2 separate regions of the Homo sapiens genome follow, and region 2 is linked to region 1. Evidence: read pairs that join two places in POLR2A ChIA-PET (ENCODE). Cell type or tissue: A673. All regions are shown on one strand. Region 1 overlaps DNAH7 (dynein axonemal heavy chain 7). Region 2 overlaps DNAH7 (dynein axonemal heavy chain 7).

Evidence for each region. Peaks named below come from ENCODE experiments on the same cell type or tissue, not always from the same donor. Only the 100,000 strongest peaks of a DNase experiment are listed, where the experiment ranks them.
Region 2: POLR2A ChIA-PET joins it to region 1 with 11 read pairs; 2 of 35 experiments call an interaction of 5 or more read pairs at or near these places.

The regions. Positions count from the first base shown.
Region 1 is chr2:195,963,741-195,971,740 of GRCh38, forward strand. It overlaps DNAH7 (dynein axonemal heavy chain 7), which reads right to left. Exons shown (of 65, transcript NM_018897.3): 17 at 6,208-6,354. Among named protein-coding and RNA genes, the nearest start is that of DNAH7, 100 kb to the right of the region's middle. In A673, no CTCF peak of the experiment used is centred here; a DNase peak (open chromatin) is centred at 3,821; H3K27ac peaks cover 1,775 bases.
Region 2 is chr2:195,830,739-195,838,738 of GRCh38, forward strand. DNAH7 (dynein axonemal heavy chain 7) reads right to left here. Exons shown (of 65, transcript NM_018897.3): 48 at 3,468-3,622. Among named protein-coding and RNA genes, the nearest start is that of SLC39A10, 180 kb to the left of the region's middle. In A673, no CTCF peak of the experiment used is centred here; no DNase peak of the experiment used is centred here.

The DNA.
Region 1 (8,000 bases):
AGGTCTTAGATTTAAGTCTTTAATCCATTTTGATTTGATTTTTTATATGGTGAGAGATAGGGGTCTAGCTTCATTCTTCTGTATATGAATATCCAGTTTTCCCAGTACTATTTGTTGAAGAGATTGTCTTTTTCCCAAAGTATGTCCTTGGCACTTTTCTCTAAAATGAATTTACTGTAGATTTATGAATTTGTTTCTGGGCTCTCCATTCTGTTCCATTGGTCTATGCGTCTGTTTTTCTGCCAGTACCATGCTGCTTTGGTTACTAAAGCTCTGAATCCTAATTTGAAACTAGGTAATGTGATTCCACCAGTTTTGTTCTTTTTGTTCAAGATAGCTTTGGCTATTCTAAGGTTTTTGTAGTTCCATAAAAATTGTAGAACTGTGGGGATGGGCAGGAGACAAAAAAAATTTAGGAGTGTTTTTTCTATTTCTGTGAGGAATCTCATTGGCATTTTGATAGGGATTACACTGAATATGAAGATTGCTTTGGGTAGTATGAACATTTTAACAATATTGATTCTTCAAATCCATGAACATGGAATATACCTTTTTATGTGTCACCTTCAATTTCTTTCATCAATATTTTATACTTTTCATTGTAGAGATCTGTGGCTTCTTTGGCTAAATTAATTCTTAGGTATTTAATTTTATTTGAGACTATTGTAAATGGGATTACTTTTATTTCTTTTTCAGATTGTCCACCTTTGGTATATATAAATGCCACTGATTTTTGTATGTCAATTTTGTATCCTGTAACTTTACTGAATTTATCAGTTCTAATAGTTTTTTTTTTTTTTTTTTTGGAGGAGTCTTTACATTTTTCCAACTACAAGATCATATTGGCCGGGCACGGTGGCTCACGCCTGTAATCCCAGCACTTTGGGAGGCCGAGGCAGGCGGATCACGAGGTCAGGAGTTCGAGACCAGCCTGGCCAACATGGTAACACCCCATCTCTACTAAAAATACAAAAAAAAAAAAAAAATTAGCCAGGCATGGTGGCACGCGCTTGTAGTCCTAGCTACTAGAGAGACTGAGGCAGAAGAATCGCTTGAACCCAGGAGGCAGAGGTTGCAGTGAGCCGAGGTCACGCCACTTGCACTCCAGCCTGGGTGACAGAGTGAGACTCCGTCTCAAAAAAAAAAAAAAAGTTCATATCATCTACAAACAAGGAAAATATGACTTCTTCCTTTCCAGTTTGGATGCCCTTTATTTCCTTCTCTCATTGGACTGCTGTAGCTAGTACTTCCAGCACTATGTTGACTCACAGTGGTGAAAGTGGGCATCCTTGATGTGTTCCAGATTTTAGATAAAAGGCTTTCTTTCAGTTTTTCCCCATTCAGTATGATACTACCTGTGGGTCTGTCTTTTATGGCTTTTATTATGTTGAGGTATGTTCCTTCAATAGCCAGTTTTATGAGGGTTTTCATCATGAAGTGATGTTGAATTTTGTTATATGCTTTTTCAGCACCAATTGAAATGATCATATTATTTTTGTCGTTCATTCTCTTTATATGATGCATCAAATTGATTGATATGTTTATGTAGAACCATCCTTACATCCCAGGATAAATTACACTTGATCATGATGAATGATGTTTTTAATGCATTGTTGAATTCAGTTTGCCAGTATTTTGTTGAGGATTTTTGCCTCAATGTTCATTAGGGATATTGGCCTAAAGTTTTCTTTTTTTGATGTGTCTTTGTCTAGTTTTGGTATCAAGGTAATACTAACCTCCTAGAATAAATCTGGAAGTATTCTCTCCTATATTTTTCAGAATAGTTTGAGTAGGATTGACATTAGTTCTTTTGTAAATGTTGGCTAGAATTTAGCAGTGAAGCCATTGGGTCCTGGGTTTTTCTTTACTGGGAGATTTTTTTATTATGCATTCAATCTTCTTACTTGTTGTTGGTCTGTTCAGGTTTTGGATTGCTGCATGGTTCAATCTTGGTACTTTGTGTGTATCTAGGAATTTAAGCATTTCCTCGAGATTTTCCTATTTATTGGCATACAGTTGCTCACAGTAGCCACTATTGAGCCTTAGAGTTTCTACAGAATTAGTTGTAATGTCTCCTTTTTCATTTCGATTTTACTCATTTGGGTCTTCTCTCTTTTTTTCTTGGGTAGTCTAGTTAAAGGTTTATCAATTTTATTTTTTCAAAAACTTTTCATATCATTAATTTTTATTGTTTTCTTCATTGCAATTTTTAAATTTCTGCTCTGGTGTTTATTATTTCTTTTCTCTACTGATTTTGGGTTTGGTTTACTCTTGCTTTTCTAGTTCCTTAAGGTGCATAATTAGATTTTTTTGTTTGTTTGTGTGTTTGTTTTGGTGTAGGTACCTATAGCTATAAATTTCCCCCTTAGCACTGCTTTCACTAGATACCATATGTTTTGTTATGTTGTGTTTCCATTATCATTTGTTTCAAGAAATTTTTCCATTTCCTCTTAATTTTTTCATTGACCCCACCGCTCATTCAGGAGCACATTGCTTAATTCCTATGTGTTTGTATAGTTTCCAAAATTCTTGTTATTAATTTCTAGTTTTATTCCACCGTGGTCAGAGAAGATGCTTGATATCATTTCCTTTTTTAAAATGTTTTAAACCATGTTTTGTGACCTAACATATGGTCTATCCTTGAGGATTACCCATATGCTGAGGAGAAGAATTCGCGTTCTGCAGCTGTTGGATGAAATGTTCTGTAAATATTTATTATGTTCATTTGGTCTACAGCATAGATTAAATCTGATGTTTCTTTGTTGGTTTTCTGTCAGGGACATCTGTCCAGTGCCAAAAGTGAGGTGTTTAACTCTCCAGCTATTATTGTATTGAGGTCTATTTCTCTCTTTAGCTCTAATATTATTTGCTCTATATATCTGGGCACTCCAGTGTTTGTTGCATATAAATTATAATTGTCATACCCTCTTGCTGAATTGATCCTTGTATCGTTATATAATACTTTGTGTCTTCTCACAGTTTTTGTCTTGAAGTCTATTTTGCCTGATACAAGCATTGTTACTCCTGGTAATTTTTTGTTCCCATTGGCATGGAATATATTTTTTCAACCTTTTATTTTCAGTCTATGTGTGACTTTATAGGTAAAGTGTGTTTCTTGAAGGCAACAGACCACTGGGTCTTGCTGTTTTTTTTAAAAAAACCATTTATCCATGCTATATCTTTTGATTAGAGAAGTTAGTCCATTTACATTCAATATTATTATTGATAAGTAAGGAGTTACTTCTGCCATTTTGTTTTATGTTTTCTGGTTGTTTTGTGGGCTTCTCTTGCTTTCCTTCCTTCCTATCTTCCTTTTAGTGAAGGTGATTTTCTCTGGTAGTATGTTTTAATTTCTTACTTTTCATTTTTTGTTTATCTGTTGTATATAGTTTTTTATGTTAGATTACCATGAAGCTTGAAAATAATATCTTATAACCCATGATTTTAAACTGAAGACAATACTGATTGCATAAATAAGCAAAAAGGAGACTAATTTAAAAATCTACACTTTGACTTCATCCTCCTGCTTTTTAACTTTTTTTGTTTCTCTTTATATCTTTTTGTACTGTTTATATCTTGAAAAGTAGTTGCATTTATTATTTTTGATGGGCTCATCGTTTAGTCTTTCTACTTAAGACATGAGTAGTTTACATACCACAATTAAACAGTATTATAATAGTCTATTTTTATGTGTGCTTATTATTACCAGTGAGTTTTGTGCCTTCAGATGATTTATTATTGCTCATCCTGTTCTTTCAGATTCGCAAACTATGGCATTTCCTGTAAGATAGGTCTGGTGTTGATGAAATCTCTCAGCTTTTGTTTGTCTGGGAAAGTCTGTCTTGCTATTTCATGTTTGAAGGGTATTTTCATGATATACTATTCTAGGGTACAAGTTTTTTCTTTCAGCACTTTAAATATGTCATGCCATTGTCCTGGCCTGTAAGGTTCCCACTGAAAAGCCTGCAGTCAGATGTGTTGGAGCTCCATTGTGTGCTATTTGTTTCTTTTCTCTTGCTGCTTTTAGGTTCCTTTATTTTTGACCTTTGGAAGTTTGATTATTAAATGCCTTGAGGTAGTCTTCTTTGGGTTAAATTTGCTTGGTGTTCTATAACCTTGTACTTGAATATTGGCATCTTTCTCCAGGTTTGGTGTTCTATTCTACTAAGCTTGAACCCAAACCACAAGACAAAATCCTTCCCACCCTTCCCTCCTCTTTCCACAAGTGGAAGAGCCTCTCCTGCTGCTGCCACCACTGGCCCATGGGCAGTTCTGCCAGGCCACTGCCAATGTTCATTTAAGGCCCAAGCACTCTTCAGTCAGCTTGTGGTGAATACTGTCAGGCCTGGGACTCAGCCTTCAGGGCAGTGGGCTCCCCTCTGGCCCATGGCAGGTCCAGAAATACTGTCTAAGAGCCTAGGCCTGGACTTGGGGGCCCCAAGGTCCCACCTGGTTCTCTATCCCAGTGTGGCTGAGTTGGTACCCAAAGCCAGCATGTATCAGAGTCTCACCTAAGGCCCATAGCATACCACCTGGATATCACTATTGGTTATTCAGGGCCTAAGGGCTCTTTAGTCAGCAGGTGATGAATCCTGCCAGGATTGTGTCCTTCCCTTCAAGGCCTTCAAGGCAGTGGGTTCTCTTCCAGCCCAGGGTATGTCTACATATGTCATCTGGGAGATAAGGCCCGAAATGGGGGCCTCACAACCCTGCACGTTGCCCTGCCCTACTGTGGCTGAGCTAGTATCCAAGATGCAAGACAAAGCCGTCTTTTCTCTCCTCCCTACTCTCCTCAAGCAGAAGGAAGGAGTCACCTTCATGGGTGTGAGCTACACTGCTTAGGGTTGGGAGAAGCATGGCATAAGCACTTCCTCAGCCACCCTGCATGGTGTCTCCTTAGGTCACATGTTAACCCAGTTCACCAGCTCTAAGCCCAGGACAGCATCAGGGCTTGCCTAAGAATTCCAGTCCTTGTAACCTAGACTGTCTTTTAAATTCACTTAGGACTCCAGAGCACTTTAGCCCACAGTGGCACGGCCTGCTGAGAAATTCAAGTTCTGACCACTGGGATGGGTGCTTCCCTGCTGGCTATGTCTGGTCCAAATGCTCTCTGTGTGGGTAGGTGCCAGCTGAGGTCAGAACAGTTTTGCTTTCTGCTGCAACAGGGCAGCACTGAGTTCAATGCAAAGTCCCCCAGTCACTACGCTGTCCCTCCCCGACGTGTACAGATTCTCTCTCTGCACCACATGGGTGTTATTGGGGAATGCGGAGGGGCAGCATCAGCGTTTCAAGACTGTTTTTCCTGTTTTCAATGCTTCTTTCAGTGATATGAAGTTAAAACCAGGTAACGTGATTGCTCACCTGATTTTTGGTTCTTATGAAGGTGATTTTCTGTGTGCAGATAATTGTTAAAACTTGGTTTCCTGTGGGTGGTGGGGGGAGCAATCAGTGGAGGCTTCTATTCAGCCATTTTGTTCCACCTCAGTGGCCTTGGTTTAAAATAACTACAGAGTTTTTATTTTCTCCACGTATGTTGACATATTTGTGATTATTATAAAACAATTACCTGAACTAATAAGATATTAAGATCTTTCAATGTAAGAAAAATGATAGAGCATCATAGTTAATCATATGTTTTCATTCTCCTTTTCATATAAAATACAATTAAACTCTGTAAATATCTTATATGGCAAAGGGTATGGCTCTTTTTCCTCCAGCTTCCTCTAATGAAAAAGCTGATTTCTGAAACGGTAGTATTGGGAACAAAATTGCTTGGTGAGAGAAAATAATGGACCTTATTTTAAAACAAGACCACTAAATCTAAGCTGTCCTCTATGAAGATGGAAGAACTAAACCGTAACCAGGTACTATCATTTGCCTGCTTCTGCTCAAAACTATGGACTCCCAACTATCATAGTAGAACTATGATGCAAATAATTAAATGATGCAAAGCAAAGTTTAAAAAGAAGACTGAGATATAACTCTATCTTTAACATAGGAAAAAAATGTATCACTACCAATAGAAAACAGCAATACTGCTATTCCTTGAAGCATGTCTATAAAATCTATTTGTGTCATTCTATTATCCTCTAATTAAATGTGGTTACTGTTTTATTTGAATCTACTTCTTAAAGGTGAATAACTAAAACGAATTCAATGCTTTTTCAATTGAACTAATTCATCTTTTTAAGAATTTTTGAATTATACCTTATCTGCAGCTAAATCCAACTTTCCATTCAGTATTTGAGCCTTTTTTAGGTACCGCTGAACATCCTGAAGATCTCCAAATGAATAAAATTCTTCTGATTGCTTAGCATAACTCTCCAATTCCTCCACAAACCGTTCACACCGTAACTAATAAAAACAATTTGTTGTTAATATTCTTAAAAGTTAAAACCCCTTGCTGTCAAAAAATTTTAACATTGTAGGAGTTATCAGAATTATTATTATATTTTGTCACTGGTAAAACATAAAAGGATGATCTGGAAAATGAACGAGATCTAAAATATGCAGAATTGTAAAACTTTAAATTAATGGATTTAGATTCCTCTAACTCACAGATTAGAAAAAGTCAACTCTGTATTATCTATGTAAGAAGTTCTAGCTAATAAAATTAATAAAAATGTTAGACAATGGTGATCTTTAATATGCTGAAGAATTTATGCAAACAAATAATTTATCAGCATTTGAAAAATCTCTTAATAATCAAGAATGGGACTAAAAGAAAATTTCAATTTTTACCTATGCTATTTTTATAAACTGAAAAAAACGGAATTTCTTTAATTGTACTCTGATATCATTTCAATCAGCAATACTAAAGCAAGATATTCCAAGGTTATTTTTCTTGTCCAATGGGCTCTCTTCACAAGAAACACGTAAGGTAAATAAATCCAGATTTAAACACTTAAAAACTATAGTGTTCTAATATAAGATAGGTATGTATGTTTTAAGTAAAAAAGCCTTATTACATAATTGGTATTGGTAAGGCATTCCAAATTAAATGGCTCTAAAAAATAGCTCAATAAAATATTCAAAAAATTTAGGTTATTCAAAAATAGATTTTCTATTTTATAGATTATCTAGGCTGATTTATGTCCTCTTTTCTCTAGTTTCCTGGCAAACTTATTGCTCTAGCCCAGTCGGGGAGGGAAAATGAGAGGAAAAGTTCATCAACAGTGTGTGTAGTTTGTGGAATAGTATACTTTAAAACATAGCATAAATAATTCTGGGCCACTTAGCAATTTTCCAAGAGCCTATTTTACTGAAACTTAAACATCTAATATTTACTACTCATGATGTTTTCTGCAGTTTTTAAAAAAATCTGATATACCCTTAATGTAAAACAAAAATACAAACTACAGTTTAAAATGAAGAGTTTTTTAAGCCTATGAATTATTCTCCAAACAACATATTTTGCCAATTATATTTGCTATAATGTAATAGAAAGAAAGCATGGCTTGCTATTAAAGGACATCTGTACTGGCTGACCTAGAACAAGTCTCTTAATCTTTGGGAAACTTACTCTTCCACCTGTAAAATGAGACTGTAAATATTAAGTCATTTACTAATACAGTAGCTATGGAATGCTCACAGCATTTCTGTGTGTCAGTCACTGTGCTGGGAAGTGGATATAAATGGAGAAATGTAATAATGAAACAGCCCTGCTCTCAAGGAGCTGATGATCCCATCAGGAGGCAGACTTACAAACACTAACATAATGATCAGATAATTGTCCGATAGAGATGTGGTCAAAGTGAGAGCACAGGAGAGAACAAGTAGCACTGAGGTCTGCTGAGAGGGCTTCTCAGAAAAATGAATAGAGTGTGCTAGATGAACAAGCACATGTGGGGCGGGGGTGTGCTCAGAGTGATGGGGAGAATGTGCAGGAGACAAGAAGCATAGGAGAGCAGACATCTAGAAGTTGACAGGGTTACTGAAAAGTCATGAGTGAGGAGTGGGGAGAAGTAGGCAATGAGGCTGGACAGTGAAATGGGCAAATC
Region 2 (8,000 bases), 130 kb before region 1:
ACAATGCCATGTTGTTTCAGTGCTGGCTGCTCCCAAGTACCCTGCACTCCCATCTTCTAAATCCTCATTTTGTCTGTAATCTCTTTCTGCCCCTTTAACCTATAAGCTTCATGAAACTAAAGACTGAGTCTGTCTTATTCATGTTGTTTTTAGTGCCTACCACACTGCCTGGTACATGGTAGTTGCAAAATAAATGTTAATTAAATGAATGAATGGACAAATAAATGAGCAAATGAAAGAAACACTAAATTGGAAGTAGTTTTGTATCCCTGGTTTGTTACATACAAGGGGGAAAGAAAAGTAAAGTGCTGGGAGATGAGAAAAGTAAGGAAGGCTCAGATATGATAAATTCTGCTGTTGATACAAAGTTTTTTTTTTATAGATTCAATGGAAAGTCATTAAAATATCTTCTCTACAAATTGATTTATCAGCAATATTTGTATGATTAGTATTTTATGCACACTTTATCCATTGGCATAGCTAATACAGATGTACCTTTATTTTCTAGAACATTGGCTTTCAAACTTTTTTTTAAGCAGCAGAATACTTCTTTTCAAAGAGGATCTTATCATAAACTGCAATATAAAAAAGAAAAGTGAGACCTGCTCTGGCTGAAGTAGAGGCAGGTAGCTGAAGCAGGCAGCTGACGCAGGCAAAAACTTCTGCCTGCTCAACCCAGGCTGCCTGTGAGGGACAATAGATCAAAAGCCACTGACTCTGAAGAGGCCAATATCTAAACATAACTCCTTAAATGGAAGAGTCTTTATGTCGTAAATGTATAACAGTAACCAATTCTTTTACTTGATGGTTAAATATAGAAATAGCTTTAGAATCTGCCATCTATCTCTCCTTCCATTAAGAGATTAAAACTTCACTCTTCTCTGATGACTAATGTTAGAAAGCATTGTAAATAATCATTAGCATTTAAAAAGTATTTTATTCCAAAAAGTAGGTTAAATCAACTGAAAGAAAATCTTGCTTGTGTAACACAGTAAGCACCAGACAAAGACAGAAGACTTAGGGACTAGTTTCAGCACTCCTCTTAACTGGCTTAATTAGCATATAGTATGGTGATATGATATACACATAAATAGAAAGGGAACGTCCATCACTAACCCTTATTGGGACCAGTATAGTTAAGGGGTAGTTAACTACCTTGGTTAAGCCTTTTAATTAACATTCTCTAATACCTCACTTACCTTGTTAATAAAATGAAGTGGCTGGAATCACCACTGGATTTCAAACTTTTCTGGCCACAACTCAAAGTAGGAAATACATTTTAAATATTGACTAAGTACATATATATGCATATAAAATTTAAACAAAAATTTCATGAAATGATGCTTACCTTTATACTATGCCTTGCAGCCTACTATGTTCTATTCCTTCCTATTGCATCTTATTAACAAAATATTGGTCATGACCCACTAAATTGGTTATCTCTCCCATGGTTATGACCCATACTTTGGAAAACACTAAACTGATAATCTCTATGGCCCTTTTGTGTCTAAAATTATGGAATTCTAACATCAAGATTTGTGACTGACATCACAGAAATCTCCAGAATGTCAAGCATATGGTAGATGCTCAATTATCATTTAATTGTCTTTTACTATGTCAAGGAAATTATTTGAATATTTAAATTAACCTAAGTAATTTTAATTACTTAATGTTTTGGGTTCTGTTTTTGGTTTTTTCTTTCTTTCTTTTTTTTTTTTCTTTGAGACAGGGTCTCACTGTGTTGCCCAGGTTGGAGTGCAGTGGTGTTATCATAGCTCACTGCAGCCTTGACATCTTGGGCTTAAGCAATTCTCCCACCTCAGCCTCCTGAGTAGCTGGGACCACAGGCACATAGCACCATGCCCAGCTAATTTTTGTATTTTTTGTAAAGATGGGTCTCACCATGTTGCCCAAGTTAGCCTCAAACTCCTGGGTTCAAGTAATCCTCCCGTCTCAGCCTCCTAAAGTGTTGAGATTACAGGCATGAGCCACTGTGTCCAGCCTACTTAAAGTATTTAAGGTGCCAGTTCCTTCAAGAAGTCTTCCCCAGTTCCTCTGAATTCCTATAGTACATCATCTGTGCCTTTCTTATTATATCATACTAAAATATGATACACATAAATCATACAGTAAATGTTCAACAAAAAACATAAATTGATCAATAGACACCGCTGTAAGTATCCAACATACAGTAATTTATTTCTTCCTCAAACTATATGGTTAAAATATAGATGGGGAAACTGAGTCTCAGGAAGGTCACTGAAGCAAACACTGAGTGACAGAGGCAAGTACTCTGAATCCAAGGACAGTCCCCTGCCCATTAACTACACTGATCCCAATAAGAATTAGTGATAACCACTTTCTAATTTTATTACAGTGATGCACACACACACATATATCTGATCTTACTGTTAAACAGGCAAAATATTTAATAGTAGAGATCATGTTCCCCTTTTCTATGTAACTCCTATATCACATTCTATATGCTAAGAACACCAATTAAATGAATGAAATAACACGTGTGCATGTGTCTGTGTGTCTATTACATAAACACAAAATTTCATAGGTAGACTTAGACTGTCTTCATTTCACACTTATTCTAATAGAGCCTAAAACTATAATTAATATTTGAAGACTAACTCCCTCTTAATGTGCACAAATAAGGTGTCTGTAAGACTACCTGGAATATTTATTATGATTCTTCCATATTATATTAGGTCTAATAACAAGTGAGACTTGCTGCACTGTCCTGGAGCTAAATAGATTGTAGTTTCATAAGGGCTTACCTTTATTTGGCCATGTAAATAGTCAAAATTTGATGGGCTACATGAATTTAAAGCATGACTAATAACCCCAATTTACTCAAATCACAAGTTTTCTGTTTTTCGTTTTGATAAATGTGATATCTACATAAGAGCTGTATTGAAAAATCTTTGTCATGTTTATAATCTCTTTATTTTAGATGGCAGATAATAACCAGGCACATAAAATCTGTACTCTCCTCTCTGCCACTTCTTTTTATTTTTTATTTTTTTGAGATGGAGTCTCGCTCTGCCACCCAGGCTGGAGTGTAGTGGCACTCTCTCGGCTCACTGCAACCTCCACCTCCAGGTTCAAGCGATTCTCCTGCCTCAGCCTCCTGAGTAGCTGGGATTACAGGCACCCGCCAGCACACCTGGCTAATGTCTGTATTTTTAGTAAAGACAGGGTTTCACCAACCTGTCTTAGGAGGCCAAGGAAGGCAGTTTGCTTGAGCCCAGGAGTTTGAGACCAGCCTAGGCAACATGGCGAAACCTCATCTCTACAAAAAATACAAAAATTAGCCAAGCGTGGGGGCATGTGCCTGTAGTCTCAGCTACTTGGTAGGCTGAGGTGGGAGGATCGCTTGAAACAATCTATACAGTTTTGGGTTAATTGTGCCCTCTCCAGGCAGTTCTGTAATGTATCTTAGTTATTCAACTACATACCAGGAGTACCAAACTGGATGCAATTTTCCAGAGTCCTGACATAGTCAGGTTCACTAAGTTTAATCACATAAAGACTATTGGCTTTTTCCATGTTCTTGATCCATTTATTAGCCTGACTTTGAGGATCTATCATCAGAGGCCACCTTCTTGCATTCCTGAAAAGGAGGAGAAAGACGATGCTGGTCAAGCCATGATTTGTTTCTACACTACTTAATCATGTTCACATCACAGGTCACTTTTTAAAAGTTTGCCCTTTATTGTAATATTTTACTTTTTAACTTATGAGAAACTATGTTCTTAAAACAGAGACGTGTAGATTGAGTGGGCTACCTGAACGGCAACTACAGAAACCATCCTGCAAAGTTCGCACAAGTTATTATACTCTTTTTGGAAAATTACATTTTCTAAATGTTAAATTACACTTTTGAAAATATTTGCTGCTCTTGCTAATTATGTCACAGTGACAACCATCAAGAGGACTGCGTTGGAAATAAGGAAACTCCAGTTCTTCACTAAGCCCTCCCATTAATGAATCATGTGACCTTGAGTAAGTCACTTTGCTTCCTTAGTTCCCACCTGCTGTCATTTGTATAATAGGGAAAGAGGTTTGGAATATTATATCTCAAAATCTAGACCATTAAAGAAATAACGGCCTAACAAAAAGGTAAAAAGCATAATTTTATATCATCTGAACTTCATAATATCCAGGGACACTTAAGTGTTAACACAATTGTTGACCCAATCTTTGTTTCAAACACTTCTGTATTTAGTGTCATATATGTAGTTCATTACATATTTGCTTTATGATAAGAACAAAGGCAATACCCCAGGAGGAACCCAGTTTATTTTCTAGGGTGTAGTGAACAGATGACTTCATCAGTATCTGCAATTACTGTATGATATTCAACCACATAGCTTTCCACCTTGTGTGAAATGTAATTGGCAACAAAATCACTATTCTTTCTCTTTCTCTTAGAAGTTTCAATCAACACAAGCTCTAATCCTGGCCAATTTTCTAAAGATACTGCCACACCCTTCAAAAGTGAGCAGAGCATGAGAAGTACGACATTTTAATGAAATTAAGTAAAAAAAAACCCACAAAAAACAAAAGTGAGCAGAGCCAATTCATTTAGGTCATTAGAAGAGCAGGAGGAGAAAATAAAAGGTGACTGAGGCAAAAAAAAAAAAAAAAAAATTGAAAAGAAAAAAAGGTAGGGGGATATAACAGGATAACATATTAAATTCACTCTCATTATAACATGAAATTGGAACGTCAATGGATGACTTGTCCCCCAAAATAAAAAAAACCATATTTTTATCAGTTATTAGTTAGAGCCTGGTATAAAACATGTAGCTTAGGCCGGGTGCGGTAGCTCATGCCTGTAATCCCAGCACTTTCGGAGGCCGAGGTAGGCGGATCATGGGGTCAGGAGATCGAGACCATCCTGGCCAACATGGTGAAACTCCGTCTCTACTAAAAATACAAAAATTAGCTGGGCGTGGTGGTGCATGCCTGTAATCCCAGCTACTCAAGAGGCTGAGGCAGGAGAATTGTTTGAACCAGGGAGCCAGAGGTTGCAGTGAGCCGAGATTGCACCACAGCACTCCAGCCTGGCGGCAGAGCAAGACTCTGTCTCAAACAAAACAAACAAAAAAACAAACAAAAATGTAGCTTAGATAAAAAAGAAAATAGTTTTCTTATCCTCCAATGTGAGCATTATCCTTGTGTCACTCTGGCTGCCATAACAGTATACCACTGACTGAGTGGCTTAAACAACAGAATTTATTTTCTCACAGTTCTGGACCCTGAAAGTCCAAGACTAAGGTTTCAGCAGGTTTGGTTTTTGCAGAGCCTCTCTCCTTGACTTGCAGATAGTACCTTCTTGCTGTGTCCTATATGGCCTCTGCTCCATGCAAGATGTTCCTGGTGCTGCTCCCTCTTCTTACAAGGACACCATTACTATTTGATTAGGGCTCCCCCTTAAGACCTCATTTAACCTTAGTTACCTCTTTAAAGGACCTATGTTCAGGGCCAGCATGGTGGCTTACGCTTCTAATCCCAGTGCTTTGGGAGGCTGAGGTGGACAGATCACTTAAGCCCAGGAGTTCGAGACCAGCATGGATAGCATAGCAAAACCCCATCTCTACAAAAAACAATTAGCAGGCATGGTGGCAGGCACTTGTAGTCCCAGCTACTTGGGAGACTGAGGTGCGAGGATCACTTGAGTTTGCAGTGAGCTGGGATTGTGTCACTGTACTCCAGCCTGGGTGACAGAGTGAGACCCTGTCTTAAAAAAAAAAAAAAGAAAGGCTCTATCTCCAAATACGGTCACATGGGAGTCATGGCTTCAACATAAAAATTTGGTGGGGCAGCATAATTCAGTCTATGACATTAATTATGTAAGAAAAGACATCAAAAGAGTAATGTAACATCTTAGATGCAATTAACTAATGAAAAATCACTCTAAAGAGAGTGAGAGAAGGGAAATTAGAAAGAAATAAAAATATAAATATATAAAAAGTTTTCATTATGTCACATTTTAGAAATATATTTTTAAGTTTGGAGGATTATGTGTGAATGTTAAACAGCATTTATGCTTTCCTAAATAAATTGAATTACTCACTCTTGTATCACTTCCACATTTTTTAGCCACAATACCTATGTTCATCCTGTTTATTTGTCCAAAATGCACTTCTCTCCCATCTTTTCCCATTTAAGTCCTACTCATGTTTGAACATCAGCTCAAAAGCTATATAGTCCACAAAGCCTCTCTCCATCTCTTTTCTCTCTGAACTTCTTTAGCAATTCATCCATGTTATATTTATGGTATTTGCATGTAATGGTAATATTCTATTATGGTAATTCTATAATTCCTTAGCCGCATCATCCAACTAAATTGTTTATTCCTTTAAAGGAAGGGTCCATGCTCATTCTTTATTCTTTTTTTCCTAGATCAAATAAAGGTTGCATGTGACAATCTACTGATATTGAAACAGTAAAGTCATGGGGCAAACACCATACAAATTAAATAATTCTAAAGCTTGAAATTCTCTAAGAGATTATCCCTGCACAGAAAATACTTGTCCAATAAGCAGCATTTCAAAACCAGAGGAAAGGACTTCTGATTCTAACCAAGATGGGCTGGGCTTTTTACAGCCTATCTCTTTCACTGATTACATCTAAAAATGTTGAACAAAATACAAAAAACAACTACTTACAGATTCTAAAAAGTAAATAATAACAAGTGAATGGGAGAAAAATCCTAACTTGAGGAATTATCAGTAATGGGGTAGTGAGTTTTCTAAGTTTCTTCTTTCTTTCTATTTTCTGGCTTAGTGGGGGAACCATGCAGCAGGCACAGGTAGCAATAACTCAAAATAAGTAACTGAAAAAATGACCATATGTGAGCCAGAGAGCATGGGCATAAATCCATGTTTTATTTCATGTTTTGCTTTTTTTTTACTTTATTCTCCTTTATCTCTACCCCAAGGTTAACCCCACTCACAGAACTGTATTATCATGACAGAAAAAGCAGTGGTGCAGTTACCCAAAACACTGAGCAAAAACCTGTCTCTCTGGACAGAAGTAAAAAAAGAGGCCCCTGTTGTACACAGAATGTAAGGGAAATCCAAGTATTTTTCTTTTTTCTTACCACTTTGCCCCCAGTGTTGGCATGAAATTGTGCAATAGCAAGGGAAGAGAAAACTCTGAAAGAACTTCATCATTTTGGCCATTAAAAAAGTATAAAAAAGGTGCCCCTGGGATATGGAAAGTGGGGCAGGGGTAGGATAAATTCTGAAAAGACCTGAAGCTGTGCATGCATGGAACACTTCTAAAGAAGCATATCAGAGGCTTTAAACAATATCATAAATCCTAGTCCATTTAACTCCTGAGTAATGAATGCCGAGGAGTAGATTCAAACAGTATAGTGAAGGCTTACAAATCTGAACTGACATTGCAACATCACCCACAGAAGGAGAACTAAGAATTGTGATCTAAACTTAACTGAGTTATTTGACTGCTAAACCAAAAAATCAATCTTATCCAGAGGATTTTGACAGGACCTAGAGTCTCATATTCAAAATTTCCAGGATGCAATCCAAAATTACTCAACACACAAAGAATAAGGATGTGATTAATTCTCAAAGAAATAGACAGATTTGAAATTACCAGAAAAAACTTTAAAGCAGATATTATAACCATCCTCCATGAGACAAAGGTGAACATTTTTGAAATAAATAGAGACATTCTCAGGAGAAAAAAAAACAGAAAGGATAATGAGCACCAAATGGAAATTTTAGAACTGAAAAACATAATATCTGAAATTAAAAGTCCCATAGTATGGACTCAGTAGCAGAACAGAGATAACAGAAGAGTCAGTGAAGCTGAAGATAGATGAATATATATAGTCCAATTTGATCAACAAGGAGAGACACTATCAGATTGGATAAAACTATACGATCCAACTGTCAGCTGTCTACAAGATACCCACTTTAAATATAATAATATAGTTATATTAAAAGTAAAATGAT